2 separate regions of the Mus musculus genome follow, and region 1 is linked to region 2. A link is a loop called in an ENCODE intact Hi-C map of the cell type or tissue named here. Cell type or tissue: left cerebral cortex. All regions are shown on one strand. Links, peaks and the distances in the headings refer to the core of each region. The heading gives the core; the rest is flanking DNA. Region 1 overlaps Mcf2l (mcf.2 transforming sequence-like). Region 2 holds the start of Mcf2l (mcf.2 transforming sequence-like).

The links. Peaks named below come from ENCODE experiments on the same cell type or tissue, not always from the same donor. Only the 100,000 strongest peaks of a DNase experiment are listed, where the experiment ranks them.
Region 1: a loop joins it to region 2, with 8 times the contacts of the local background. A loop is called at or near these places in 4 of 42 quality-filtered maps.

Annotation. Positions count from the first base shown.
Region 1 is chr8:12,974,381-12,989,888 of GRCm38, forward strand. Mcf2l (mcf.2 transforming sequence-like) reads left to right here. Exons shown (of 31, transcript NM_178076.4): 4 at 10,480-10,570. Among named protein-coding and RNA genes, the nearest start is that of Gm38671, 34 kb to the left of the region's middle. In left cerebral cortex, for the core only: CTCF peaks have their summits at 9,422, 9,635 and 9,900; DNase peaks (open chromatin) are centred at 9,848, 10,459, 11,092, 11,611 and 1 more place; H3K4me3 peaks cover 3,732 bases; H3K27ac peaks cover 4,842 bases.
Region 2 is chr8:12,908,945-12,924,452 of GRCm38, forward strand. It overlaps Mcf2l (mcf.2 transforming sequence-like), which reads left to right and starts at 6,967. Exons shown (of 31, transcript NM_178076.4): 1 at 6,967-7,110. The coding sequence starts at 7,032. Gm15351 (a long non-coding RNA gene) reads right to left here and starts at 6,280. Exons shown (of 2, transcript XR_870153.3): 1 at 5,635-6,280; 2 at 3,769-5,082. In left cerebral cortex, for the core only: no CTCF peak of the experiment used is centred there; DNase peaks (open chromatin) are centred at 6,437, 6,873, 7,384, 7,768 and 4 more places; H3K4me3 peaks cover 3,224 bases; H3K27ac peaks cover 4,017 bases.

The sequences.
Region 1 (15,508 bases), core at 5,093-13,092, 68 kb after region 2:
TGTCCCTTCTGTGACTTTCAGCTGTCCTGCCCCTCTGTCCTGTCCCAGCATGTTAGGACTCTGCTGAGGGCACTTTGAGTGATTGGAGCACACTTGACAGGATATAGGAGAGAAATGGAGGGCACACAGAGATAACCACCAGTTAGCTTACCCAGAAGACCACAGAGGCAGTTGACTGACAGAGATGGGAAGCGTGCCAGTAGTAGAAACCCTAAGTGAGAGGGTGTGCTGCTGGCCCAACGGAGAAGAAGATGGAGCAGACAGCAGACTCTTCATCCTTACCGCCACGGTTCATTTCTTTCTCAAGGCTGAGCTAGTGCTAGCAAATCTCCATGGGAGATGCTGCGGAGCCTGCAGGGCACCTCCGAGTGTCAGTCATTCTGCGCTCACCCACAGGCCCCTCTCGTAGTTCTGGAGCCAGCCTCACCCACCCCGTACTAGCCAAGGTAAGCTCCACACTACCCTAGACACCTCCACGTCCTAGTAAGCCCACCAAAGGCCTCCTTCAGACATGCACGCTCACCCATGTGCGTGTGTACATGCACACACACACTCATGTATTCTCACAGTCACACATGTACACACATACAGGCTAACACGCACACTTAACCCGTGCACTTATGCATGTATCCATGCTCATACTCACAAATGAACTCATACGTGCTCACATCTATGTGTGGGTTCACATCTGTGCTCCACACATGCACACTCTCACATGCGAGCACATCCCTGTGTGTTTCCAACGTGTTTTACATATGCATTCTTGTACACACCTGTTCATGCATGTGTGCTCATCCCATATACACATTACATACATATTCACATCCATGTTTACATGCTTGCATTTACATGTTTATGCATGTACACATTCTACCACACGAGGAAGCAAAGCAAATCAGGTTAAGTTGTGAGTTTTAAGAACACTCAAGGGAGCCAGGCGCAGTTCCTACTGCCAACTCAGCACTCAGGAGGCTGAGGCAGGAGGACCACAAGTTTGAGATCTGCCGGTTTACACAGGAAACCCCTGGGGCAGGGGAGAATAAATGAATATTGAAGAGAAGGAGAAATTCATACCAGACCCCCCATCCCTGAAAACAGTTGGATCAGAAAAAAGACCCATCTCTGGTGGCCACAGCGTGGGTTCTCCGCTATAGCTGCCACTGGCTCCTTGGAGTTCTGCAGCCATGGTTTTTAGGTACTTCTGTGGAGCCAGTATCCTGTGGCAAGGGTACACAGGACCTGGGTGGGAAAGGGCTAGTGGAGGTCCCAGGTGCCTGTGCTTTTGAGCATGCTGACCACTGACCACAGAGAGGCAGCCTTCCCTTGCCCTGTCAGCAGGCCCCCAAGCTGCTTGCTATACATCCTCCCCACATGACCTAGATTACGTTGCTAATACACACTGGTCCAGCATTAATTCAAAGCAAAGTGCAGACAGATTTGCTCCTCAGCAGATCATAAATAAATCAGCTGGAGGCCCTGTTCAGTTGGAGGACTGGGAGTAGCCATAAGATCCCAGGCCATCCTCCCGTGCAGCACATTGACTCTGCATTTACAAAGCTCTTCCCATTCACACAGGCTAACAGGGACTCCTGCTCCTACCTAAGAGGTGCCTGCATGGCTCACACATGTACAGATGCACACACCACACACTAGCACTGAAATGTGCAGGCAAAATGAACAAGACAGATGCACGCACACAGACACACAGACACACAGACACACAGACACAGACACACACACACACACACACACACACACACACACACACACACACACGTATGCAGAGGCACATGCTCACTGAGATGACTCGTGGCTTGTGAGGACCATTGGAAGTGGGATACAGAGGCAGAACTCAGAGAGCGTAGATGCTGTCTTCTAGAATACCTGTTTGACTCTCCCTATTTGACTGGCCATTCACACAGTCCCCAAAGCAGCCAGATGTGCCATGCATTCAGATGGAAGTTTCCATGGAGTGTGAGTGTTCTGGGAGAGAGGGCGTGTGTGCAACCATGCGTGTGCTAAGCCACTGCCACGCTGGTGTTAAATGCCCAATCTCTGCCTCTGCTTCCTCCTCACCGGGAACCACAGATGAGGGTTGGTTAACCTCAAGATCCCACGTGTGGTGGGCAGTGTGACCCTGAGTCTCAGCTCGCCTTTCGCCCAGCCGCGCTTTAGGGGTGTCCTTCACATTGGCCTTGTTTACTGCTTTCTCCGCAGTGTAGATGGGCCAAGTGTACCTGCCTGTCAGCAGGCGGACTTGGGGGCCCATGCTTTCTTGGTTGGGGCCCTGCTGCCATGAAGGGCAGTTACTTGATTAATAGTAATCAATGCCTTCATGTTTCGTCCCTGTTGGTGACAGTCTCCTTGAGTCTCATGTACCCAGAGTCTGCTCCTCTGTCTGACTTGGGGTGACTTTTGCTATCTATCATGAAAGAACATGACCAAAAGCAACTTGGGGAGGAAAGGGCTTTGGCTCACCCTTTCACAGCACTGTGCAGTCATTGAAGGAAACCAGAACAGGAACCCAGAGGCGGGAGCTGATGCTGAGGCCGTGAAGGGGTGCTGCTTACAGGCTTGTTCCTGCGGCTTCCTCAGCCTGCTTTCTTATCGGACCCAGGACCATCAGCCCTGGGGATGGGACCACCCACAAGGAGGGCTGGACCCTCCTTCATCAATCACTAATTAAGAAAGTACCTCATCGGCTTGCCTGCAGCCTGATCCTGTCTCAGTGAGGCATTTTCTCAACTGAGAGTTCCTGATCCCAGAGGAGTCTAGCGCGTGTCAAGTTGATAAAAAATGATCCAGGACATCCTCCTGCTGTCCCTGCTGTTGTCTGTGACAATGCTTACCTGGATGGTCACCGTGTGTGGCTTCCAAGGGGAGCTCAGCCCCCACGGCCAGCTTTGGATCAGGACAAGAGGACTGCAGAGGACACTCACGTGGACAAGCCTGCCATCTCGTCCCTGGCTCTCACAGACTGCTCGAGACCTCGGCTTCCCACAGCAGCGTTTCATTTGTGAAGTCCAGTGCTTTGAGCGCTGAAAGCCTCTGAAGCTCCCAGGAGTCCCTGCGACTTCTGCTCTTGAAGACTCTCTGCAGGGACCTTCACATGCGGTCCCGCCCTGTTCTTCTGAGTCGCATTCTCCTAACCCCACCAGAGGCCACTTCCTCTCCATCACTCATTAGTTATCTTCCTCTGTAACTGCCATCCAGTGTGATAGTCACTGACCACGTGTGGCCGCTTAAAGTTAAAATGGAAGAAAACAAAGTAGTTGTTTCTGCTCACACATGGCTAGGGGCTGCCACACTGGGCAGCTGCAGTCTGTGACACGTGTCATGTAACCAGCACATGCCTGGCGTTCAGAGGCAAGGGCAGTGACTGTCCTGGTCTTTTGTTCAAGAGGAAGAAGAGCTGCCATCACCCTGCTAGAGTCTGTGCCATTGTACCATGCGGTAACTCGGGGAGGCACAAATAGTGGCTCTTGGTGGCCTTCCCCAGGCCCTTCCTCCACCCTGTCACACAGTGCCATTAGCTGCTATTCAGGGAGTTGACAGTGGCTGAGAGGGAGCCAGTGTGTCAGAATACTACTTGTTAATCCAAAGTAGAAGGGGTGCCTGAGGAGAAAGATCTTGGCAGCCTTGGGCAGCCCTCAGGGAGGACACTAACAAGTGCCCTGAAGCCACAATGGAGACAGTGAGTGGCAACTCCCCCACTACACACACACACACACACACACACACACACACGCATGTGCACATGCAACAATTTCTTTGTGAGGTGTGATGAGTTCTTTCTGAGCACAGATTGATTTGACAGAGCTCACAGGAGCTTTTGACAGAGAGACCAGGGAAAGTGAGGGCAGAGGCTCCTGAGCCAAGATGGCTGTGAGTTGGGTATATTCACACCATTTTTGACATCAGAGGCTCTGATTCTTCTCCAATGTTCAGAGAGGGGCTGGTTGTGCCCAGTGGCTGCTGCTGACCTGTGGGTTCCATCAGTCTCCCTGTCCTCCAGAGCCAGGAGTACTTTGATCATTGAGTGTTTGAGTCCCTCTGCCCTCCACCAGCGCATAGCATGCACCTGTGCCCCAGGGAGCCTTGGGGCTGGGGACACCGGCCCAGAGCCAGGCATAAGTAATACTATGCACAGGTGGGAGGAGCCCACCCTGTTCTGTGACCCCATCCCTGTTCCTGCCCAGAAGGACCAGGTCCCATGTGTTTCAGGAAAGTCTAATAAAACTGTGAGTCTGCTGGCTGACTCCAGGCATCCTCAGCCAATGCTAAAACAAACAAACAAACAAACAAACAAACAAAATCTGAACCCACAGGAGCCAACCAGGCAGCCTAGGGAAGATGGGTAACCTCGGGAATATGGCCTTATTGTCCTGGCGCTGCCCTTGTGCACTTACTGGGCCCTCACAAACTGTCCCTTTATGCTCTCTGGGCAGTCAGCTGTGAGGCCTGGGCACCTGGTAGGAGGAGCCCAGAGGGTAGTTAATGACCCACCTCCAGTGCCCTCCTGAATGTGCAGCTTCATACTGACCACACGAGGGCGCCATTAGTCAAACCATTGTCAAGTCAGGTTTACTGTGAGCCCCATGGCTCCTCTGTCTGGCCTGGTTTCACTTACTCCCCCTCCCCCACCCCTTCCATCCTTATAACTCCTTTGTAAATCTTGTACACTGTATTCCAACACCTGCTTTTAAATACCAGTGTCACTAAGACAGTGACACTTGGGTAGGACGAGACATTACACAATCAAGGGGACATGTCCCACTGGCAAGAGAGGTTCCATCTGTGGTGAACCTATCCTGAGACCCCTGGGCCTCTGGTCAGCTCACTCCAGCTGCCTCTCTCCAGGCCCCCACCCCCTCTGCTGATCTCACATGCCTGTTCCCTTCATCCAGGCACCACAGGGGAACATGTCGCCTTGACCAGCCCTCTACCAACCACTGGGATGCCAGTGTTCATGGATTCAGGTCGTGGGTTCTTAGTGCTGGTTGCTGTACCCCAGCCCCAACACCCGCTCACTCTTGCTGCTGGCCCTTGAGTGTTTACTGTTACCCATGATGCACCTACTGATGAGAACTATAAGGGCTAACTTCTCCTGGGCAGATGATGTCGATGACAAGCCAAGAAAGGTCCATCCAAGTCCGTCTTTTCAAAGTCATGCATTGTCTGGGTTTCTTACATGTTCATGGGTTACCCCCGAACAGCTGCACCACAGTAAAGGCAACCCCAAACCATGTAGAGCCAGACAGGATTATGTGCAGGGAGGCGGGTAGGAGCGGGGTGCCTAGAATCTCAGGTGGAGTCCAGTGACTCCCCCCACCCACTCCTTCTATGAGGGGATAGTAGGTCTGAGCTTGTGAGTACTCACAGGTGTTCTGATTTAAAGAGGGAAGCAACCACGCCATGCCCAGAGGACATAGCATGAGTTCTTGTAGGGCCTTTCTCACTGATGTCACAGGGCTTGGGGTATTTGACCTCTGCTGCCCCAAACCAATGTGAGATGGAGTAGGGCCTCCTGATGCCCCTACTGGGTCCAATGAGAAGATCCTGCTGAGCTAGGTCTTTGCGGAATTATGACCCAGCTGGGCATTTATGTCTGTTGCAGGACAGACCCTGGCTCTGTGCCTGTCACTCTATGACTGCTCTTTCTGTGGTGTTGACAGACCTCGGGCCTTCAAAACAATGGCCTCAAAGAAGGTTTCAGCAAATTCCACACTCCTGAAACAGCTTTTGTGAGACTTCTGGGCCTTTTTTTGATAAAGTAACCCTCAAATTTAGCTAGCATGCCCACCTCGGAAGCCTACCTTGCATGTTTTAGGGCTGAGGACCACAGTGGGGGGCAGGTCTCTATCTGAGGCCCCCATATGCTGCCTCCTCCAGTTCTTCACCTTTAGACAGCCATAGCTGTCTTTCAAGGCCCAGGGCAACTCCCTTCAGGAGCCCGAGGAGACCACCGCCATCCTCCTGAGGCCATATCCAGTGCCTGGCTTGCAAGAGACACTGTGAGGATGGGTCCACCTTCAGCTGAGCCTTCTCATCCTATACATTAGTGCTCCTGCTCCCTGGCATGTGAGGGAAGGAGGGAAATGTTGGCAACAGGAGGAGGGACTGCCTGAGCCCATGTCGAAGGACACAGGATAGGGCTGTGGCTTTCTGAGGCTGGAGGGTGCCAGTGATGGTAAGGAAAGTGAGGCTGCTTCATTCCAAGATTTCCTCAGTGAGTGTGACCCTAGGAGGCAGCCATTGTGTCCTAGTGACCAAGTGTGGTAGGTCCAACCATCTGGGCTCTGTGACAATGGGGGAAAAAAAAAAAACTTTTCGGTGCTTAACAAGATAGAGCCCCACCTTCACAGAGTCACCATGAAGCCTTGGCCAAGGACTGTGGCATTGTTAGTCCCACACCTGGCCCATAGCCACACAGAAAGTCAAAAGGTCCTCACCCAGAAAGTGGGGCCTGGTCCCAGCTGGCTGGAATCGTGATGGAACCTCTTGCCCCAGGAGTTCTCTGTACCCAACTGTGAGCTGCTGGGCAGAGGGAATGAGGATACAGGTGCCTGGCCAGGCTCAACTGCCAAGCCATCAACTAGCTACAGTGGGTAGACCATCCATAAATATACCTCTAAATGTTGATTTTAATGCATATGTATGCTATAAATTAATATGGTAGCTGCTTTTCTTTATCCTAGCGAATTCCCCAATAGTGATACAGAGAGATCAAGACTAGCTTAAGGCTTTACTGCAATACCTAGGCAGTCAAATGATATATTTTAACCCTCTTAGCTAATCTGGCTACCTCCCAGTTAAAACCCCATAATACTTGCATTTAGAGCTTTCCATGCTCTAACTGAACTCTCATGATGTCTGCTCTCTTCCCTCCTTGTGACTCAATCTGTTACTCTTCTTTCTCTCTCCTTCCCCTGGCTGGCACATGTCCCACCCTAGTCTCTCTTCTAGCCCAGGCATTGGCTAATCAGATTTGTTGACAAGGCAGATAATAAATGGTGAGCATTGTTTACATAAACTTGAAACAGGAGATTCTTGACTTAAGCGTTACAATGCTGTGTCCAGATTGAAACAAGATAGAGGGCAGAGAAATCAGCATTTGAATAGCACAATAACACAAGGATAATATTTAGGGACTGGTACCTGTGATGCTGACAATAGACTAAACCTCTGAAACTGTAAGCCAGCCCCAATTATAAGAGTTTTCCTTTATAAGAGTTGCTGTGGTCATGGTGTCTCTTCACACCAATAAAACACTAAGAGAGAAGTTGGTACCCAGAGTCGGGTATCACGGTGACAGGCCTGACCATGCTGCTCATTGGCAGAATGTGGACTTTGGATTAGGATCGCAGTTGAATGCTTTGAGAAGAGAGTAATGGGCCATACTGGTAGGAGCATGGGAGACAGTGGTTCTGCGAGCAATGTAGATTATGATGGCTCAGTGCAAGAGGTTTCAGAGGAGAATATTAATAAACCATTTCATATGATATTTTGGCAAAGAATGTGGCTGCTTTCTATCCTTGTCCAAAAAAATCTCCCTGAGGCTAAGTTGAAGAGTTTTTTAATTACTGGTGTTGGCAGAGGAGATTTCAAGACAATCTAGTATTGCTTGTGTTATGTGGTTATTAGTGGCCACTCTTATGCAGATCTATAATGAAAAGGAGCAAACTAATAAGCAGCACTCGTCCATGGCCTCTGCATCAGCTCCTGCTTCCAGATTCCTGCCCTGTTTGGGTTCCTATCTGACTTCCTTCACTGATGAACAATAAGAAGTGTAAGCCAAAATAAACCCTGTTACTCCCCAAGTTGCTTTTGGTCATAGTGTTTCATCACAGCAATAGAAACAGTAAGACAGTATTTCATGTGTCATAATATTTTTTCACTCGAATGGACATTTAGTATGAGTGAGTGAAGGCCACACCATGGCACTGGGTGTGGGACGACATAACTTTATGGGTGGAGTGGTGAAGAATATGTGGTCCCTGTGTGTGGCCATCCACAAGTGTCTGCACTTTCTTGGAATTTGCACAGATGCACACAGGAAATGGTAAGCTGGATGTAGGCTCTCAGGCTTCTGAATTAGCCTGGGGTGGGTGGACCCAAGGACCCTGGTCGACATTGTGGAAACGTGTTCACCTGAAGAGAATACTCTGGCTCCAGGAACTTGCTAGGGCCTCCAGACTAGGGCTGTTGTGGAATGGTAAAGGGATCTCTTTACGGGTGTATGCACATCTCATGTATGTGTATGTGGAGGTCAGAGGATAAGATCCCGCGTCCTCCCTGGTCACACTCCACTTTACTTTTTGTGTCAGGGTCTCTCCCCAAGTCTGGAACTCCCTGATTTGCCCAGCTGGCTGACCAGTGAGCCCTCGGGATCCCTCACCTCAGTCTTCCCAGTTCTAAGCTTACAAGTGTGCACTGATGGCTGTGCCAGCTCTTTCCTCATGTGCGTGCTGACAATCCAAGCGCAGGCCTTCATACCGCATGGCAAGCAAGTTTACCTACCAGCTGTCTCTCTAGCTCCCTCATGAAGAGATTCCACGGTTGGGGAAAGAGGCTGTGATTCCTCCATAATAGAAATTGCTCCAGGAAAAAGGGGGAAACTGAGTCAGGTGGTGCTGCTCTGTGAAATGACCACACCAGCCATTGATCTCTGGTTTTACTGGATTTGCACATAGCTCACGGCAGCCCCAGCAGGCAGATGCTGTTATTTCCATGTTTGCAGAAAAAGAACCAGAGGTGGTCACAGAAGAGCAGCGTCTTCCCTCATGCACTCCCCTTGGTGGAAGCTGCTATTAGGAAGCCATGTATGTTGGCCCTTTGTGGGTGTTCCTTAGACAGCATGCAGCTTGACTGTTGGGGCTGAGGCTTGTGTATGGGGACAACCCAGCACTCTGAGTCCTCTTTTCTTCGTCACTCTAGGAAGGGTTAGGCTTGGATGACTAACTCAGAGCTACAGAGGCAGACCTGGTACATTCCCCTGAAGGCCAGGAGGGAGGCAGTAGGTGGGTTCCAGTTAGCACAGCTGTCCCATGGTCTTATGGCTTCCGTACATAAATCTCATGCATCATGAGGAAATAGCCTGTCATCTAGAGGGGTGGTTGGTGGTCCATCTCTGAGGAATGTCAGGGGCCATGTGGCCAGGACAGTGCTGCTTCATCCCTCTCTGGTTTGGGGCTTTGCTGTGAACCACATGGTATAGCCCAGGCCAGGATAGTTGGAGTCACCTACCAACCATTAAGCACCACGGCAAATTCAGTGAAGCCCCATGTGGGGCCACTCAGAAGGGGCTCAACCCCCATACTACCTCAGGGTGTAAGGTGCTCGGATTGTCCAGGACAGATCAGGACTGGGATCTATTCTGTTTCTACTTCTTCAGACACTAGCCCAGGGGAGCCAGCTGGGTAGGTGAGCGAGTCTGCAGTTCTGCTGAGCTATCAGCAGGGGAAGGCTGTGTGAGAAAACGCGCACGTGAACATGTCCCCAGGGGTGTTCTGCATGTAATGAACACGTGGAGGGAGCTCTTCATGCCCCTGTGTATTGGACAACCCGCAGCACACTGGTGTGAGCTTTGGGTACCACTGTCGCAGATCTTCCCAGGACTCAGAATGGTCGGTCTGTTAGTGGAGGTGCAGCGTGCAGCTTTGCCGACTGCATAATTTATAGTGCACTGTAGCATCCTGACTTTCACTTAAGTACAGAAATGGCTTGCTGAGAATCGTTCATGGATTCAGAAACCAGGCATTCAGAGTGGGTGCCTCCAGCCTGTCTCGTTCCTCTACTGAGGATTGGCTGGCAGCAGAGGCTGCTGGCATTGCACAATTGGCTTGGATGTGAAATTACCCAACAGAAGCACACCTCCCACTTCCACCCTGTGACTCAGGCTTCTGCCACCAGGCTGAGCCGAGAGACTGAGGGCATGCTACCAACTACACGATGCTGCCCTGCCTTTATCACAGATGTTGCTGCTGCAGAGGGCGAGCGCTCCTGCCTCACACCCCACAGACACCAGGGAGCCTTCACAAGCCTTGGAGATTTTCACCCGAAATTGTGATGTCATCAGGAGCCATTTTTTAATGTGGATGAACGCGGGACCTCAGATGCTAGGACTGACATGACGTGGGGGTCCTGAAGCTCGCTTTGATGGTCTGGTCAGCTGTCCGTGCAGCGCAGTAGGATGTCAGTCTGCCCCAGGAGGAGGGGCTTCTGTTGATCTGTGAATCGATGCCGAGAAACAAACAACATACTGAAAGTATCCGTTCTCCTTTATCTAGAAGAAAGTCCTGGGAATTACAGGGTGGGGCCTCTCGGGCCTTCGGAAGCCTGGTGCTGCTGAGACCTCTCTCGGGCATGCACTGTGGCACGTGGTGTGGAGATGGCATGGGACAGTGGGGTCACCAGTGTCCATGGAAGCCAGGTCTGCTGCCAGCACATGCTGACTCCTAGTGTTTCTCCTTGTTTCAGTTTGCAAGATGCTGGCATTGGATTCATCTTGGTCATAGACCGAAGGCAGGACAAATGGACCTCTGTGAAGGCATCCGTCCTGCGGATAGCCGTAAGTACCTCTCGGGCTCCACACACGCCTGGAGGGTGGCAGCTCCCTGCTTTTCTGTCTAGTTTGTGTGGAAGGTGGGGGATTGAGGTGACAGTCAGGGGACCTAGTCAGGGGTAGGCTGAGCCATGCCAGGCCCACGGGGGGCTCCTGAATTGTGGGCATGTTTTCTCCCGTGGTGGTCACACTCGGGGGGTCTGTTGTGATCCTCTCAGTAACAGCTTGGAAGTTGTGAGCAGAGAAGGTTCTGAGCACGTTGGACTTCAGGCTAGAAGTTGGACACTGAATCCAGTCATTGTTCCTAAACAGCTCTCTCCTTTCCATGTAGGGCTGTTTAACGTTAGTCCTGAGATGTGTTGGTCCTTGCTACCCAGCCCGCCCCTCGTAGCACACAGAGTCCCCTCAGTTCTAGGGACCTTCAGCCGTGAAGTTGCGGGACTTGCTGGCGGCTTCAGCTTGCAGTTGCTATTTCAGAATAGTTAAGACTGAGACAGCAGAAATCCTGTTTCCGCAGCCGTTCCGCCCACAAACAGACACGATGTGGGCCGAGTCTTCCAAAACGAGTCCACCCACACTTGCTGTCCCCACCTATCATCCACAGCTTCATGAAGGACCCAAAAGTTTGGTGGTTCACTAACAAGCACCATGGCTCAGGGCTAGGATTGTTTAGCTGCTCCCGAAGTCTCTGGGCAACTGATCCCATGGTGTTATGTTCTCTGACCCTGCTCTGAGTCAGGCATTCACAGTTGACCTTGGGTCGTCACCCACCACCACCACCACCGACCGGGCTGCTGTGCCAAGGGTTAGGTGCTATAAGAAACCCATTCCTCTTTAAGGAAAATGAAAGGCTCTTGGCTACTGTGATTTTCACAGCCTGCAGTCTGGGCGCAAACCTGTCTCTCATAGAGCATCATCCTGTAACTACCTCGTGAGTTCTGCAGGAGAGCCTAGACGTGAGCAAGCTCCCATCCTCTGCCTCCACCCTCAAGTAGCCTTCCTGTCATCATTGATGTGAAATAGTAAGACACAGCACCATTACACAGTAACTGTCCTGGCCCCGGTGTCTGGAAGGTGCTTCCGATGTCCCATCAACTGTGGACAGACCTGTGTCTCCACTGTGACTACCCAGCAGCCATCGGGGCAGCTTCTGCTCCTTCACTCACTTCTGCTCCCACCTCTTCAGAGCTGAGGCTCCTTCTCCACAGCTCCTGCTTAGCCTCTGTCTTCACAGAGTGCAACCCCATCGGGCCAGCATGAACAGGATTTCTTCGCACACGTATCACGTGTGCTCACCTGGTCTTGCGTCTGGAGTGGCAGTGCGAATGCGCATGTGTGTGTGTGTGCATGCAGCCTGCATGTGTACTTTGAAAATTACACACTTATTTATTATTAGGGGAGCCCATGTGGTGTGCAGAGGTCAGCGGACAACTGGAGCAAGTCCGCTTTCTCCCTTCTAACACGTGGGTCCTAGGACCCTTCACCTCCTGAGCCATCTGTATTATCCAGTAAGTCACTCCCAGGTTAGAAGATGTGTTTCCAAATACAAAGTATTTTCCCAGGAAACAGAAATTCTGCTTTAAGACTGAAGCAGTCCTGTGGTCCTGCCCAACAGGAGGCTTTGGTGCCTCGCATACCCCGGTACATGCTGGGCCCCTCTTGTCAACTGTGAATGTAGATGAACTTATTAGAACAAGGTTTCTGAAAGGGTTTCTGAAGCAAGTTGGCTCATCTTTAAAACTGTGCTTTGTGAACACAGTGGCTGTAAGGAAAGAATTTGACTTTTATTTTTATACTGTCTTCTGTTTCTCTGTTATTGTTGCCTGCTTCTTGAGTTGGAGTCTCACTCTATAGTTGAGCCTGGTCAAGGCTCTCTAACCCTCCTGGCCCAGCCTCCCAAACGCTGGAGTTGTAGGTGCACACTACCATGCTTAGCTTGCATTGATTCTTACAGTATAAAACAGGAGGTGTTTTTCCTGTGACTGTTAGCATTAGCCAGAGCTAGGGAGTAGCAGAAGCTACCATTTATTCCAGCAAAATTGTCATGAATTTGCTTTGATCTCCAGAAATGTCCAATGGTCTTAACACAAATCCAGCAGGTAGGAAAATGAAGAAAAAAAAAAGTGATCTAAGAGTGTGCAGCCAGGCTGGGTGTGCAGTGCAGGGAGAGCATTAGCACAGGGTCCCTCGGGGTCACAGCAGTACACAGGAAGCTGCTGACACCCCCAGAATGGGGACAGGATCCACAAGGCAGTTTGTTGCTGTCCTAGGACAACCTTTCTGTGTAATTGAACTCCTGACAAGGCTCTCTGGAAGGGCTGCATGTGTGTGTATGAGAGAGTACAGCACAGAGGGCGAGGGGCAGGCAGGAAGAAGTGAGGGCTGAGTGTGTCTCCAGAAAGAGGTGTACAGTCTTGGTTATTCTTGCACTGAGGGAAACAGTCTCAGCCTCACCAACTGAGCCCCAGGGAAGGATGGCACACTAAGAAATAAGACTCCACTCAAGAGGCTCAACTGTCCTGAGCCTCTGAGGGTCACGTGGCATGGGAAGCACAGTATGAGCACAGTGGGGTCTGCCTGAGGCCTGGAGATGGGAAGGCCACTCGGGTCCTACCCACACATAGCTGTGGAGGCAGACCAGTGTGTTCTCTCCAGGATCCTGACTTTAGAGTGTGTCCAGAGGCAGCCTGCTGTGGGCACGGCACCCAGACCTGGGCCTCCACAAGTCCAGGTAGTCGGAGGGAAACAACTGCTTCAGCCAGCCAGGTCCACAGGAGGCTCTCCACATAGCCCCTCTCAGGGGGCCACCGAAGCAAGGAGGCCAAGGGGCTTCTGCCTCCTGCTGCCAGGGTTCCTGCCGAGCCGCACTTATGTAAGCCTTGGGGATGGCTGCTATTCTTAGCCACCATCTGTGCAGCCTCGTGAGTTGGCGTTCCCTGCTTTGCGGTGGTCTTTTTCCTTTTGGATGCCTTCAGCTTTGCTTGGAACTAGGAAAATAAGAAACTGGACTAACAAGAGATCCAGTCTCCCTAAAATTCCAGTGCCTCCATCAGGAGAAAAGTGTGTGTTCATCTCGGAACAAGCATGCTAATGCTGCAGGTTCCTGCCTCCACCATTGAGCAAAGATGGTCAGCTCCAAAGCTGACCCCGAACTTCCTCGCTGACAAGTAGCTGGCCCAAAATTTTGAGTAGCCATTCTCCCAGAGATTAAAAAAAAAAAAAAACACCCAAGGAAACACTTCTAAGAGCTCTGTCAACATCCCTCCTCTCCACCATACTGTGTGTTTCTGTTTGTGTGTCCCAAGGGTGTGTTAACATTTGAGGATATCATTATAGAATGTACATGTCCAAACTAAATCTATGCCTTGGCATGTTTCACTTAACTAAGTTGACTGTGTGTGTGTGTGTGTGTGTGCGTGTGTGTGTGTGTGTGTGTGTGAGAGAGAGAGAGAGAGAGAGAGAGAGAGAGATAAATAGAGAGCTCTCAATGTCAGCGTCTTCTTCATTCCTTATTCTTTGAGACAAGGTCTCTTGCTGAACCTGAGGCTCTGATCCAGGTAGCTGACCAGGCAACAAGTCCCAGGGACCTTCCTGCTTCCACTTCCCTAGTACTAAGGTCGCAGGTGATGCTGTCATGTCCCATGCACTGCCATGCCCCGTCTTTTTATGTGGGTTCAGAGGGAATTGAACTCACCTGCACACGCATAGCAAATAGTTTTCTAATTGAACTACCTCCTCGGCCCCAAGAAAATGGAACCTAAAGTTCTGCCCAGAGGTAGAACTCTTTATGCCTTGGGACCGATGTAGTCTGTGCAGAACAGCACAAAGCTTGTGTCTGAGGGACCTGGGTTTGCAGGTCACCCAGCCAGCCATCACATTGGCTGCACAAAACATTGCCCATTGACTCCTGTTCTGCTCCAGGCACTGGGGCTGCAAGATCAAGTGGCCACCAGAGGTCAGGAGAGTCGTGGAGGTAGAGTGGGAGGCAGCACTGGAGGACTTCCAGGCAGAGGTGTCTGAGGGGTGGGCAGGGTGTACTATGGATTTCCCCCGGGGCACTGTGCCAAAGTGCAGGCCAGAGAGGGAGGTCAGTAAGTGAACCCCAGAAGTTGGGCAGTGGTTAGACCACTAAGAGAGAGAAGGTCGTGTGGTTACCTCTCTTACTGAGTTGTCTCCAGGCTGACCAGAAGGGTAGAGATGTCATGGATGGGGAGGAGCCGCCTGGCACCCCATACTCCTTGTAGGCAGCCGAGCTTCACGTGGAGATATGTGTGCCCCAGGCTAGTCAATGTGTGTGCCCCAGGCTGGTCAGATGAGCAGCTGTGAGTCTGTGTGGGAAGCTGGCACATCACCCAGAGCTCACCGCTCCTGTGAAATCCTCCCGCTTCACCTCCCGAGAGGCCAGGGTGGCTCTGGAGTCTGAGCTCGTCCGACAGTGACGTCCCAACTGGGTAGGGGTGGTCTGTATAGAATGTTCCAGAGGAAAGGGGGCACAACCTGAAGGCTGTCTATTTAAACAGCTGCCCTCCAGCCAACCATCAGCTCTCCGGCCTTACTCAGATTTGTTTCTTAGTGATGTTTATCAGTCTTAGTATTAGGGGAGAGTTCTTTTGTGTGCCTCCCACTGCCCACGCCCTTTCCACTGGAGCTGGTCCGTAGCTTTTCTTATGACAAATACCAAAGCAATTTAGGAGAAAGGTTTGTTTTGGCTGAGAGTTTGAGAGGGTCCAGTCATGGTCTGGAGGCTCCATTGCTTTAAAGCAAGACAGACAGTAAGCAGGGAGGGACATGGCAGAGGACCGCATCTGCTCACAGAGACCAGGAGTGACAGGCAGTGGTCAGGAACACGAGGCTACAAGGTAAGGCAGACTTCTTACCCATTCAGCACCTTTTCCTCCAACTTGTTTGTTTGTTTGTTTTTGTTTTTGCTTTTGTTTTTTCGAG
Region 2 (15,508 bases), core at 2,999-10,998:
CTGGATGAGACCAGCATGGAGCATAGGCCAAGCTCATTCTTCTTGCTAAGATTCCCAGGAGTGCTTGAGAGATATTTGGTGATGAAGTTCCAAAGTACATGAGGATGGGAACAGAATGTGGGGACCGAGGGACTGAGTGGTTCTGGGAGAACTTGATCTCTTGGTTAGCCTAACACTGACCTGAGTATAGGCTGAGGTCATCCAGACCTGCAGTGTTCCCTCCAATGTGACAAAAATAACCTTCTTCACTCGGCGAATCCAGGAAAAGTCCCTCAGAGAAACATCAGGAGAGTCTATGAAGTGGCCAGCAAACCCTCTGTCACCAGGAAAAATGTCTTCCAGCACCTGTGGGAACCCCAGGGCTAATGTGCTGCCCTGAGTTCTCTTTGGGTGGAAACACGGCCCTGGAAACAGTGCTGGGCCCCACCTCAGAGATGCATGTGTCACCTGACGTGGAAATAAGGTATAGGTGTAAAATCCGGTCCTCCCAGGGAGGAACTGACTCAGTGACTGATGGTCCCAGGGACAGGAGGACATGGCAGTGTGACCCGGATGAGACCTCACACCCTCAGGGAAGCTGAGGTAGAAAGGAGCCCCCCAACCCCCGCGGGCTCCAGACTGAGCATGGTACACTTCTTCCTTAGCCTCCAGTGACTCTCCCCAGGGTGGCACAGTGACCACTGTGGCTGTCACCTGGGCTGAAACCTTTGGCTGGTGGCTTACAGGATATTCCAATGGGCCCTAGGGACAGCACATGGCCTCCACTTGCCCATCTCACATGACCATGGCCACTCTGCCAGGATGCTGCTGAGGTGGCCACACAGCCTTGCACTGTCACGGGACTAAGAAGTGGTTCCCGCCACATCAGCTGGTGTGAGCATCTCCCTTCCTCACCCAGGCAAATGGTCTCTATCGGGACCACACTTGCATCTTTCTCACCCATGAGTCTTTTTTAGCAGTGCTGCGACTGGCCATGGGGGGGGGTTGGGATGTAAGCCCACCAATGCTCCCCATGCAGAGAGTGTGCTATAGACACATGTGTCTTCCTACAATGTCAGAATGTATCCAATAACAGCGAACTCACAAGCTAGGTCTGTCAGGCTGGCTGCAACTTGCCAACCAGTCCCACTTCCCCTTGACAGCTGGCTAAGGCAAATGCAGGCTCTTTCATTCCTTTCTTAACTACTGGTGCTCCCATCACCCCATTACACAGTAGTGTGGATGTTATGGAATGGCGATGAAAAACGTAAAGGCTGCAGAAGCATTCAAAGACGTTAAACAGGCTTTCCTGGAGGTGGTGGCAGGGCTGGTGGAGGTGTAGTTACTGCAGGTGGTGAGGTGTGATACTGAGGACCCAGGTGAGCTGGCGGGGGCTCGCAGGGTTCTTTCAGGTTGTTGTGGAGATGTGGTTCAGGGTTGGGTCCAACAAAATTCAGGACAGACCCTCAGCTGAGCTGGAGCCCTGGGGACAGAAGTTCTCTGCCTGTTTGTTGGTAGCCCTTTTATGCAAACACCATGGCAGATGACAGAGTTGCCGGGCCATTGCCATAACAGTGTTACATGTTGCTCTCTTTCTGGGGTCCAGGTAAAAGTGTTGTACCCTTCTGCAGTCTGTTGTGTTCGGTAAGTTCCCAGCCTGGTTTTTCCAGTGATTTCAGTGGGAGTTCATACGGTGCTAGTCTACTTTGGTTTACAGTGAGTTTCCAGTGAGTTTCTCCTTACTCTTAGGAGAAAGCTGTCTATGCATCGGCTTGTCTCATAGCTGCTATTGGGCTGTTTGTTTGGTGTCTACTTGTACTGTAAGGGGCAGGGTCACACTGCCTCTGTGTTTATACTCAGAATAAAGCCAAACTGAGTTACTCGGGACAAGGGACAGCCTGAAGCCATTGTTTCATTCGGTATGGAATGTCTCAGAGCACGGCAGTCTGATATCAACACCTGCCGTGGATACTGCAGCTTACAATGTCTGTCTGCTCATCAACGGAGCTCACTACTACCTGTACCCCAACAAACCAGATGTGGCCATCTATCCTCAAGAAACTAATTAAAAGAACCAAATTAACTGAAAAGGCAGGGAAAAAATTATTCTATATGGCCATGTTGGGAAGAGTTTCAGCAACTGCCCTCCCCCCACCCAGTCCACCCCCCAAGCATGGCCACACTGGATTTATCTCCTTTGAAAACGTGGCTCTTCATGACTACCTGGCATGAACTAAATGTGTTCTAACCTGGGTTCCTGCCTGCATTCTGTGTATTATGTGTTTTAGATATCTACAAATTCCACCTCAAGGCAGAGGTTCTAAAACTGAAATTTTAAGAACTGTAACTGGCCTGCAGATGTCCTAGAGAGACACATGTGCCACTCCATCTATTAGACTATTGAAACAACGGACCAAAAAAATGGGACTTCCCACAGGAGTCTCATGCTAGGGGAAGGAAGATGGCCAGCCAGGGGGGTACTGTGTCCCCAAAGAGACTCACAGCTTGTGGGACCACCTTTCCAAGATGAGCCTAAAGCCCAGGCAACAAAGAGTCATTGGTGCGTGGGAGGCCCCACCTGAGCCAGCCAACTTAATCACGCATATCTGTTGCTTTCCATTTAACCCTTACCCCCATTCCAGGATCCCAGAGATGCGCTGGGTGGTGCTGCATCCCTGGGGGGTGGGGGAGGTGCTGCATCCCTGGGTAGTGCTGCATCCCTGGATCTCTTTGCCCCTCTTCTCAGCCTAGCCACCATGAATCAATCTTTCTCCTGCTTTTCACGATTGATTTTTAAATGGCTTACAGAGGGCGGGTGGCCAAACCTGCCTTGTTGGGACACAGGCAGTCACCCTTGTGTTTGGTAACACGACTGCACACATGAAAGTATGTGCCTATTCCAGAAACTTTAAAACAGCCACAACCTTTGTCTGTAACTACTGGGCATGCATACACGTGCACTATGTGTTCACATGTAGAGGCCAGAGGTCTGTGTCAGTCAGGCTGGCCATCAAGCTCCAGGGGTCCGTCTGTTTCCACTTAAGCTGGTAATGACTCTGATGGTCTAGGGTCCACTTGGGGTCTCAACCTGCTTGCATGAAGGGAAATACTTTTGAGCCTCTGTGCCCAGGCCCTGCCCCTTCCTCAGCTCCACCTCAGAAGGCGTGGCTCCTCCAGGCCGGCCCACCCCGGATCTGCTTTCCTTCTCCTCCTCTGTCTCTCCTGTGGCTGTTCTTCCAGAATAGTTGCTAGGGAACGGCTGGTATCCAGGTGTAGCCTTACAGCATCCGCCTGCCCCCTGAGGCCTGGCCTGGGGTTGAGCCTGCTCCCTTGGGGCCCTTTGTCCCACAAGCTAGGCAGTGAGAAAGAAGGAAAGAGGCCAGCCTCTGGGTCACTGATTCTCTTGGAGCTGCTGGGGGTGGGGCTCACCTTGTGACCTGGGCAACTGCTGAAACAGCCAGAGATCATTCTAACCCACATTCCTTGGCAAGGTCCTAGAGACAAGCTCTTGGTTTTAGGTCAGAGTCAGAATCCTGCCCCAGTGGGGGACACTACTGTTCCTCCTTTCAGGGAGGTTTTAGAGCAAAAGTCAGGGCTTGAGGCTGAAGAGATGGCTCCAGGGTTAAAAGCACTGGCTGCTTCTCCAGACGAGCTGGGTTTGATTCCCAGAACCTGCAGGGCAGCAATACAATGCTCTTTAATTCTAGTCCTAGGGCATGAACACCCTCTTCTGGCCTCTGTGGGCATCAGGCACACACATGGTGAACAGACTTGCAGACCAAACTCCCATACACATAAAATAAATACCATTAAAAAAAAAAGCCAGGCTATTGCATCCCAACAAGCTTGTCTCAGCCACCCACCTAAAAATGCCCATTAAAGAGATGAATAATAATGGCCACCTTGGATGTAAGGGGTCCAGCCACCCTTTATCTGTCCTTGGTGTACTGACATGAGATTTAGTGACCCTTCATCTGTTTGGGGGATTCAGATATGAGGTTTAGGTTTAAACAGTAAGGGTGGGATAGGGACACGAGGTATGCACAACTAAGGAGCCCTGGTCTTGTGGTCTAGTGAGGGCTTGGGTTCACAAGGTGGTCTTCAGAACTCTTCACCTTTGAGGGGACAGGGTGGTTCTCTCAAGGTGATGGCTTGAGACACTGGGTGCTGGGCCTGTCCTGTGAGCTGGTGCTATTCCGGAAATTCCAGTTACATTAGTTACCTTTTTTGGTAACTGTAACAAAATACCTGAGGAAAGTCAACTTAATGAAGAAAAGGGTTTACTTTGTCTCACAGCTGAGGGTGCCATCCCTCCAACATGGGGAAGTCACAGTGTCAGGAGGGTCGAATTGCTTCTGTCAGAAAGCAGGGAGCGGTGGGTACAGCTGCTGAGCTCAGTCCAGGACCCCAGCTCATAGAACAGTGCTCCCCACAGTTGGGGGGGTCTTCCTACCTTAGTTAGCCCAGTCTAGAAACTCCCTCAAAGAAGCCCAGAGGCCTGTCACCCAGATAACTCTAGACCCTGCCAAGTTCATAATCCATGTTGACCATTACCCAAGGTGACTCAAAAGAAAGCTTGAAGACTCTGAGGAAGACGGCTCAAGTCTGCACCTGCAGCCAGAGTGAGGTGGTGTCATCAGGCCCCGTGCTTCTGGCACCCTGTGGCTCCAAGCAAGGAGCTGCTGCTTTGTCTTCTACATCCCTGTCCCATCTGTTCCCTACGTGCAGATTCCTTAGTGTGAGACAAGGAGATGGCAGTGCTGCATCTCAGTCACCAGGAGAATGGAGTCTGCCCTTACCATGTGTGCTTCCAAGAAGGTGCTTAGAACATTGAGGCGCTCCAGGATGCTCTGTCGAAAGGACAGGGAGGCAGACACTGTCACCTTTTCCCTTGGTTCTGGCTTTGAAGATGGAATGACATCAGCAGTGTTTGTCACAGCGTGGACCCGATGGACCTCTACGGGAGTGCACATAACAAGCCAGACCCACTCACGGGCCATGACACCTCAGGCGTTTGCCCCAAGGAAGCCTAGGCTGCTCGAGGGCTTGCTAGAAAGACATAGGCCTGTCTCTGTGCGGCAGATGGAAGGTGAGGAAAGAAACCTGTGGAGAGGCAGGGCCTACGTCTCAGCACTTGCCCTGATGACAGCCTTCCTTCTCTGAGGCTGGAGGCAGCAGCTTGGCATGGGCGAGGGGTGAGCAGCGAAGGTTCTGGAGCTGGGGGGCACGAGTGTGACTCCCCCAGTCTCAGTCTTCAGATGTCACACAGCTCCAAGTGTCAACTGACCGGACTCTTAGGACCACAGGCACAGTGCATCGCCTGCCTAGGGTTCACTTGTCCATGTGGAGACTTGCTGCAAAGCCACTGCTGCTGCTTGAGGGGCTGAGCTTTCAGAAAAGCAGTAATTTCTACTATCTTTTTTTTCCCCGAGACAGGGTTTCTCTGTGTAGCCCTGGCTGTCCTGGAACTCACTCTGTAGACCAGGCTGGCCTCGAACTCAGAAATCCGCCTGCCTCTGCCTCCCAAGTGCTGGGTTTACAGGCATGTGTCACCACTGCCCGGCCAATTTCTACTATCTTATCATTATATCTATATGTGGTTATTACACATTGATTTGGGGACTTTAGCACGGCAATTATCTTATAGATCTTTACCTTCCAGGCCAGGAGTTCTGAGGACAAATCCTGGGACATCTGACATTTTGTGTCTTGACCTTTAGTTCAGTGCTGAACCCAACATAGACACTGTTGCAACGGCATCCTGGTACACACATGTCTGTAGTTGGATTGTTCAGTGCGGGTGGATGTTGTTGGAAGCTGTGGTCTTACGGTACATACAGGTGTGTCTGTGCAGCTACCGACGCATACATGTTGGGCCCTGTGGTGATGGTGCAGTTTAGGGAATCATGGCGTTGGAGCACATATGTTGGCCATTGTGGTGCCAATGCATGTATTCTTGGATACTGGTCTTGGTGCACATGTATGTTACTGCATGTACACCATGTTGGTACACACATGTTTCTGGTCACCATAGTGCTGAGATATATACATGTTGGTGCACATTGCGTTGTTGCACACCATGGTGCTGATACAATTCATGTTACTGGAGTCTGTGGTCCTGGGGTTTGATAGACTCTCGTTATTGGAGTCTGTGGTCCTGGGTTTCCCACGTGTTACTGAAAACCACAGTGCCAGGGCATTTATCCTGTTGGCAGGATGCGACCCGTCTGACCAAACAATAAAAAGATGGCCAGCAGCTGGAGAGGCTGGTGTTCGCCACCCTGTGCATTGCAGTAGTACTCTGTGCACCAGCGACCCGGAATCTGTGTGAAGCCGGTGGTGTCAGATGCAGAGCGTGGCCCTCTGCCAAACATGGCGAGGTTAGGGAGCCCTGGGCCTACAGCTGAGCTTCCTTCTCGTAGACCTGTGTCTTAGGTCTGGCACCGCCCTTGCTGGGAGAGTCAAGTCTTGACCCAGCTACCCACCGTCTCCCTCTTACCTGGGCATGAGACCTCGTGGAGAGCGCGCTCTAGGCTGCTGTGGACTCTGCACCTGCCCTGCAGCGGCGGGAGGTAAAGGGGGCCTGGGGCAGGAAGTAAAGGGAGCATTGGGCTCAGGCTGGATGTTCTTTGGGTGGTTTGGGATCGCGTCCCTGCAGCAGCTACTTCCAATCCCGGAGGACAGAAACCCTAGGAAGAGGGGGAAGGGCAAGGGCAGACCTGTGCGCCTGCGTAGTGGGCTTTCTGATGCCCCCTTGATGCAAACTAGCCTCCCAGGTGCTCAGGTGGTGCACACGCATGACTCCAGGTGCGGTGGTGACACGCCCGGCAGGCTCAGTGCTTCCGCTTCCGCCTAGCGCCCCCCGCCCCCCATCAACGCAAAGCGCGCCCCCCTCCCTGTGGCGCGGAGACCAATCCTGGGAAGCCAAGGAAAGCGCCACAACCCCCTCCCCGCTCCAGCCGCGCCCCCTCCCCACGGCTTAGCCCCACCCGACAGCACCTCTGGTGCAGCGGAGGACGATCTTCTGGGGATCGGTTTTGTTGAATCGGAGGATGAGGTTTTGGCTGAGAAATGAAGAGATGGCCCTAGAAGAAATGGTGCAGAGATTAAACGCGGTTTCCAAGAACACTGGTAGGAGGAGCCGCTGGCCTTGATTATATATTCTTAAGCTTGACATCATTTGTTGAATTGTAGAGAATTGCATCTAATGGCTGTATAACCACCTTCATTCACTATTCCCTAGCACTGATAACAGCAAAGGCAGGCGTGATGGGCATTTTTTTTTTGGTATCATCTTCTAGGCTTTGTGGATTGACAGTGTGATTTTATTCTGCTTGACACAGTTTGAGAATTACAGATCAGCAGCGCTGGCTTTCTAGGAGATGAGGGTTTGTAAGTGGAGCCATTTGCCCGTGGGGGGAGTCTGCAAGTCTGCTTGGGAGCATCACCTCATTTGCTGCAGTGGCCATGGAATTATGAGCCCAGAATGGTCCAGGGTCCAAGCCCAGGCCCTGCAGACACTGGGATGGGATGGGAGGTAAAATCCTCACTATGCACTTAAAGCCGTAAAGCCAATATTTGAAAATAATATAGGTTAAGAAGAGGGCGAGCAGTGCAATTAGACATTCATTTTCAGGATTAATTGTCTGATTACTTAAAATAAGCCGTGAGGGACAAGCTACAGCCTCCTGTAGATTTCAGCCCCTCGGAGCTGGCAGGATGCATCTTGCCGTCGGCCTCCATCCGTTGTGCCGAGGGTTCCTGGCACGCTGCAGAAGAAGCAGGTACCACTGACTAGTTGTGTCTGGCATGGGGAGGAAATAGTGGTGTGCTATTAAAAGTAGGTTGGTTTTTGTCGTGTGTTATGTGATACGTGGCGTTATCTAGTTTTCTAAGTAATACTTTCCTGGGGGATTAAAATTTCATTCGTTGTCTGGGCTGGGTGTGGCACCCTCCCTGTATTAAATAACTAAATCAGCATAAGCATCAAGTGCGGTGGTCTCCCTGCACTTGTGTAGACAGACGGTCAGTTTATAACGCTGGCTTTGCAAGTGAAATGGCTGCTTATTATAAATGGGTGAAAAGAGAAGACAGACGTTTATGCCTTCTGTCCCCTTCCTCTTAGAGATGTGGCCCAATTTTCTGGGTGTTGCTTGGACAAGATCTGAATGAGTGTGGAGCTCCAGGGAGCTGTTTGCCTGCCCAGGGGGGCCCTGAGGAAGAAGTGGGACTTGCTGCCCTTCCCACCTGTGCTTGGCTGGCGTGGGGGATCACAAGAGTGGGAATTGCTCCAGCAGTGACATCATCCTGAGTTTCAGATCCTGAGGTTTCCTCCTGGGCTCTGAAGGACACAACATGTGTGTCTTAAGTTGTAAAAAGGCTCCCAGAGGAGCAGAACCTGGACCAGATACTCATTGAATGTTTGTCCAAGCATCCTTGGATTGGGCCCCGGTGGCTACTATTGTCTCGCCAGAAGCAGCAGCTCCAGCCTGTGCCCTCTGAGGTTTCTGCAGTACTAGAGTTGTAGATTCCACTAAGACCCAAAGATGTGGTTGGCAGGACCCTCTGATATGAGCATCCCATTGTTCAGTGGTGGGGAGGGAGATGTCACCACACCTGCACCCTCCCTGGCTCTCCTGTTCTCAGTATAACTCAATCTGCTGTGGCACTGGGGAGGTGGGCTCTAATGGTTAGCAGCTATATGTCATGCAATGGGGACAGGAGTTGTGCATGCACAATGAAGTTTCTTGCTTCCACCCCTGTAGTGGAGTGATATAGGTCTATGTAATTATCACTCAGGGTTTACATTCTGAGCATATCCTCAAGAGTCCCTTCTAGCAGAATGCAGCTCAAGGTCATAGGATTGTTCATGGTCCAGGGGCATGTTAAGGTCATGGCCAGAAATGGGTAGAGAGTTCTGGCAGCTTGAGCTAGAGACTGGTGAAGCTGTTTAGAACGAAGGGCATGGTGTTGCAGCTGAGGGCTTTGACTTTCCTTAGAGCTGCAGATCTGACCTTTTGTGGCTCTCCTGGTGCTCACAGCCAAGTAGGAAGCCTGTGCAGTTCAGGCCATGCTGCTGTGTTCTCTCTTCATATTTGCATATCGTGACCCAGAACTTTCTTACCCGGGCTGCTTGGCAGGGCATGATGTCTACCATCCAGGAGCTATACTGTTTGACCTTGGCCATTTTGCTTTCATGTTTACTTCTGGACCTGACCTTTGTCCCGATGCTGGACACTTTCCATCAGCAGAACCCTTCCAGGTACTTGGCTCCTTTCCAGCATTTTCCTCTGTTTTGGTTTTCTCTTTAGATTTGCAGGATTTGGTGAAAAACAAGGAACATTTAGGGGAGAAATGGTGTGGACTGAGTTGAATGTTCCTTGATGTTCGAGCAAGTCAGTGGAAAGGCTGGTTAAAAGACAAATGCAAACCACCTTGGAGCTCCTGACTCAGGAAGGCAGTGCAGCGACATCTTAGAATTTTTCTCTTTAAAATTCCCAGGTGGTAAAGATGGTGCTGGCCCAGGATCAAACTTGGAAAACTGATGTAGAGGATGAGTCTTTAAATCCAGCCCCACCTTCTTCATCAATAGGGAGTGGAGGTGCTTTCATAGGTAGATGACTAAGGGGTGGATGGATGGATGGATGGATGGATGGATAAAATGTAGACAGATGTGTGAGTGATGGATTGATGGATGATGGATGGGTGGATATGTGGATGGATGGATGGGTGGGTGGGTAGATGGATGGGTGATAAACAGACATGTGGTGGATAATAAAATAGATTGCTATATGAGTGGATAGATAGACAGGTAAGTGGATGGATGGACAGACGGATAAATGGATGGATGGTATCAAGCTAGATGGATATTAGATTACGTGTAAAACAATACAATGTAAATTATGTCATGTTTTAATATGATCCGTGTCAATTCTGAAACTAAGAATTTTTAGCTATCATAATTATCTATATTCGACCACCCAGCCATTGACTTGCCTCAGAACATGGATGATGAGGGGATATTGGTGACTCTGTCTGGCTCCGTCCCCTGTGATGAAAACGTCTGATTTTCCTCCTACCTTTTCTGTCACCTCCACAAAGCTCACCATGATCTAGGGACTAAACTTCAACTTTTAACTACTAATTCAACCATTTGGAAGTGTTTGACCTGGTGCCATCTGAGTGTGTGTGTGTGTGTGTGTGTGTGTGTGTGTGGCTGGCTGGCTGGCTGGCTTTTCTGGAGAAATCTACATCCATGACAGTGTTTTCTGAGGAGATGCTGGGGAGGTGAGATGTAATAGCTATTTCTATCTCTCCTCTTTGGAGAAGGCTGCAGTGGGAAGTGAGTGCTTTGTGTGGCTGACATGATTCTAAGTATTTTGGCAGATATTGGATGGAAGTGAGATTAGGTGAAGGACCAGGCTGAACGCCCAGGTATATACAGAGTGAGCTCAGATACATGCAGAGTGGCCCATGACAAAAATGGTAAGGCACAAGCTCATCTGCAATATGAGGTTCCTGCTTCTGTGAGTCCCTGGAAGGGGTATTTACCTCCCTGTGGTTTTCACTGGGAAACCTTTCAGTTATATGGCTGTCGATTGTGGTTGTCTTGATGGAGCCCCTTAGCCGGCTTGTGCCTCCATGTCCCAGGTCCACACCAAGCCAGCAGTGTCGTGGTCTTGGTCTGCCCGTGTCACGTTGCCTCTTTCTGGTCTCTACTGATGCCCCCTGCTCAGTGTATCTTTTCCCCATTGAGATTCATCCTCTTCCTTTTTAAGAACTCTTTTTCTCATGCTGACAGTCCAGGGCTGATCCCTCTCATTCCCAGTGGCAAGTCTTGGGTGTAGCCGTGTGGTGTCACTTACAACTTTCCCAAGCCATGTGACCAATGCCTGCATGTTTCACTTGGCACTGTCAGAGCTGAAGGCAACATGGCTGGCCATTGCCTGAGTCCCACAGTCCTCAGAGGAGGCTTGGCCAACCTTCTGGAAGTGGCTCTTTGTTCTCAGTGAGCTGCGATGCCTGTTGCTCTGTGTCTATACCTCATACAGGCCTGCATCCATTATAGCTATACTTCGTGCGAGATGCCTAGAAGAAGACTCTCACACCATCACATTCATACCAACATGCTGCCATCTCGCTTACTTAAAGGGCAATGTCACAGGACTGTAGTACAGAGAGACCTAGCTCTGCTGGTGACATACCACCTCTGCAGTCCCCAAGACAGCTACAGTAGCTGACATGTTGGAGCAGTGTGACAAACTTCCGAGGAGCTCCATGCTGCTCCCAAGGGATCCAAGATGTCTGTGGCCCAGGAAAGGGATGAGCAGCATCCGCCGCACTGCACATGCGTGGTGCATGAGTTACACACTCGGCTCTTCTGGGAGCTGCTGTGTAGGGGGTTGCATATAAAACACGCAGAGAAGCAAAATATCTGTGTGGTTGTCTTAGAGCCCAAGAGTGAGCACTATATTCCTAAGAGATGTCTTCCCAAATCTATGAATTAGAAAGCTGAAACTATAATCCAGGCCTGGATTCAGATCCCTAATACTTCAGAGGCTTAGATGTGCCATAGTGAGCACGCACTCAGCTGCGATACCAGGAAACTGCTATGTGAACTTATCTTGGGAGATACAAGTAAATACACACTACCTCCATATAGAACACCAACAACATCCAGCCAGAAGACCCAATGGGTTTATCACACATATTTAAAAGCATGCCGGGTTATAAATAGAGTGTGTGTGACCCCCAAAGCAGCCATCTTATTGGAAAGTGTCATTCCAGAATGGCTGGCTTCCCTCATGGTTGCACAGATGGAGTACAGCCTTCTGTCAACCTCCCACCTTCTAACCACAGGTGACATTCAGTAAGGGCAGATTGCAGGGGAGAGGTGTGGGAGGGAGCTGCGCTCTCAGACAAGGGCCTGCAACCCTCACTTACGGGCCAGAGTCTGAGTGGTTCTTGTGGGCAGCCACAGCTGTGGATGGAGAAGGTTGTTTTGCTTGGAGGATAGGGCTCTGCAACACGGGGCTGTTTCTACCATTGCCCAGCATTGCTCCTGAGAGTGGAGAGCCTGGGCAGCTCTGCCCCCCCCCCCCCGTATGCCTGCTCCTGTGTGCAGGTACATGTGTGGAGTCTAGAGGATTGCTTTAGGTGCTGTTCTTCCTGCACCTTCCATTCACCTTGGTTTGGGGGGACAGGATCTGTCACTGTCTAGGAGCTGGAGGGTTTCACTAGACTGGCTGGTCAGTGAGCCCCAAGGATCCACCCTCCTCCACCACCCAGCACTGGGACTTCTAGTTTGCCCCACTGCACCCAGCTTTGTCATGCGGGGTTGGGGGATCAAACTTGGGCCCTCATGCTCACAACACAAGCTTGCTGAGCATCTCCAGCTGTTTGTCTGTGGGATGCAGGGCAGGCTGAAGTAGGATGAGTCTTTCCAGCTGTCTGGATCCTTACTCTAAGGATGCAGAAGAGCCACCCAGCACAGTTTGTGGTGACTCTGACAGTCACAGGCCCAGCAACTGTAAAAGGATTCCTTGCCTGGTTCTCTTCTTGGGAAGCTTGTGGTTTTCCTGAGTTACTTTGCAGAATAGACATGAACGGCGGAAGGATAAGGGAGAGGTGTTCTGGTTGGCCAGGTAGTAAGTTGGTATTTGTTCCTCCCTCATGAAATATTTCCTATGGCATCTATCCATTTGTCTGTCCATCCACCCATGGTAAGCATCTGCTTGCAATGCATCGATGCATTACCTGGCTGTAAATCAGGCCACAGTGCCTGCAGGTCAGATACAAAATACATAATATGTGGGTCTGGGGAGATGCCTCAGTGAGTAAGAGCACTTGCTGTGTGAACATGGAGGCCTGAGTTCGAATCCTCAGCACCTACATAAAAGCCATATGTGTGATGCATGCCTGTAACTACAGTACTGCAGGCTGGAGAGTCCGAAGATCCCAGGAGCTCCCTGGTCATCAGCCTGGCAGAGATGATGAGCTTCAGGCTCAGGGAGAGACCCTGGTGAAAAGCATCACAGTACAGAATGATAGAGTAAGACATCCCTCCTCTGGCCTCAGTGTGTGTGCACATGGGCAAGTACACACACGCACACACACGCACACATGCACACACACACATGCACACATACACAAACTCACACACACATGTGCACACACACAAACTCACACCCACACCTGCACGCATGCACACACTCAAGCATGCACCCATGTACACTCACAAAAGAAGATACATTAAATGGAATAGAAAAGAGAGAAAACTTACACTAAATGCTGCTGCTATTGTGTCTAAGGAAACAGGTTCAAAGTGCGAGGATGTGGATAGCAACATTTTAGGGCAGAGAACAGAGACTGAAGCATCTTTTAAGATCGTTTTTATGAATTTATTTTACAATGAGTGTTTCTTGTCTGTGCTTGTGTGTGTGTGTGTGTGTGCGTGCGCGCGCCTCCTGGCACTGGAATCACAGATTGGAATCACAGTTGTGAGCTGTCCTGTGTGTGCTGGGAATCGAACCCAGGCCTGCTGTAAGAGCAACAAGTGCTCTTAAACACAGAGCCATCTCTGCAGCCCTCGGTTGAGGTATCTTACAGGTAATATCTTGTAATGGAGACTGTGAAAGTAAATATGAAAGCTAATTGATAAAATACTTAAGCTGACTCTTATTCACAAAACATAAGGATGTGAGTGAAGACCCCAGTGTCTGGCTGTGACCATGGCTCCTACCAAGACTTGCTTGTACTGTTTTTCCAACCTATAACCTGGTTCAGAAGGAAACATAGAGCAGACCTCTTAGCCTCGCAGAGCCGGGAGCACGAGGTCACACGGCTCTGTGTTTTGCTGGGGCTATTTACTAGGTAGGTCATTTGTGCTGTTGGTGACTGAGGCAGTGCTGAGCCTCAATGGTCAACTGAACAACTGGGCATCTATATAGGAAGCCTTCCTTCTTGTTAAGAAATGGAATGTCAGTGTTCTCTGTTGTTGTCAAAGGAATACCTACCTGAGGTAGGGCTGTGCACATTGCACTTTGGAGAGCATCAGCCTGTCCCCAGGGATCTAAGTGGCACGCAGAGGAGCAGTCGGTGGGACCTGAGGAGCAGATATTGACTGAGGGAAACATTAGGCATCATTTGTAACCTAGAGATGAGCCCAGCTCCATGGGAGGCCGTTCTGTGGAAACATGACATCACTGCATGGATGTAGCACCATGCGCTTTGACGTCTTTGGGGTTCTGTATGTATGTCACAGACACTTTGAAGGGGAGGCTAAAAGACGCTCTGGGCATTGCAGAGAGGAGGTTTAATCCTGCCCACTCAGGCCCTACTGCACCCTGTGGCTGCTGACCATCTAGACTGCCATGGCCCACTGTGGATGATGGTCTTCTGGCTGATAACGCCAGAGCCACCCTCTGGTAAAAGAGGCCGTGGCACAGAGGGCTGGAGTTCAGCACACAGCTCTCTAGAGAGACCATAAAGTAAGGGCTTCTGTTTGCCTCAAAGGATCCTCTGTCCCAAACCCAAACCCCGGGAGATTCCCAAATGCTAGAAGGAAATCAGATATCTGGGAGGAGTCATGCAAGAAAGTTTGAAGCAGTCAGTTGGGACACACAGACCCGCCAATTGTTTTCTGAAAGTCACGGAGATTCGGTGGCTCTGGTGGATCTAAACTGGCTTTACACAAACGCCCTGGGTTTTCCTCTACTCCCCCTGTAATGCTGTTAAAGAAACAAAGCCAGTCCCCAAAGCATAAAATCCAATTTCTCAACTTGAGAGGCAAGCCACATAGCTGTGCTGTTTAACCCATGAAGTCAAGAACCAGTTTTAAATGTCACTAATGGAATTGTTAACAGGGCATTAGACTAGGTGGAGAGCTGGCGCCCCACACAGGACTCCGTCCTGTGAGCGAGGATGCTGTGTCTTGGGAGACTTGCTTGTTTGTTTGCAGTGCTGGGCACTGAACCTGACTTCACACATTGTAGCAAGCATTGAACACTTAGCTGCATGCACAGGTTCTGGGTGTGCATGCATGGGTGTATGCATGCATGGGTGTATACATGCATGGGTGTATGTGCAGGAATGTGTAGGAGGGTGTTCATGGGTGCATGGGTACAAGCATCCTTGGGTGCATCTGCACGTGTGTGTATGTGTGTACACGTGTGTGTATGCGTGTACACGTGTGTGCACACGCAGGTATTACATGTGGAGGTTAGCAGGCAACCTCGGGTGTTGCTCCTTGGGAGATGTTTACATTATTTTTTGAGATAATATCCCTCATTGGGACCTGGGGCTTTCTGACTAGGTTATGCTGGCTGGCAAACCATCCTCGGGCTCCACCTCTCTGCTCCTCCCATCTTCCTTACTGCCATGATTGTAAGTCTTGCTACCACTCCTATCCAGTCTCACAGGACCAGGGGTCTGCATCATGTAGGAGAAGAAGCGAGTAGGCTGTGGATGAGGAGCATAGCCCAGCCCAAGTTGGCTCCATTCTCTCCTCCTCCTCCTCCTTCTTCTTCTT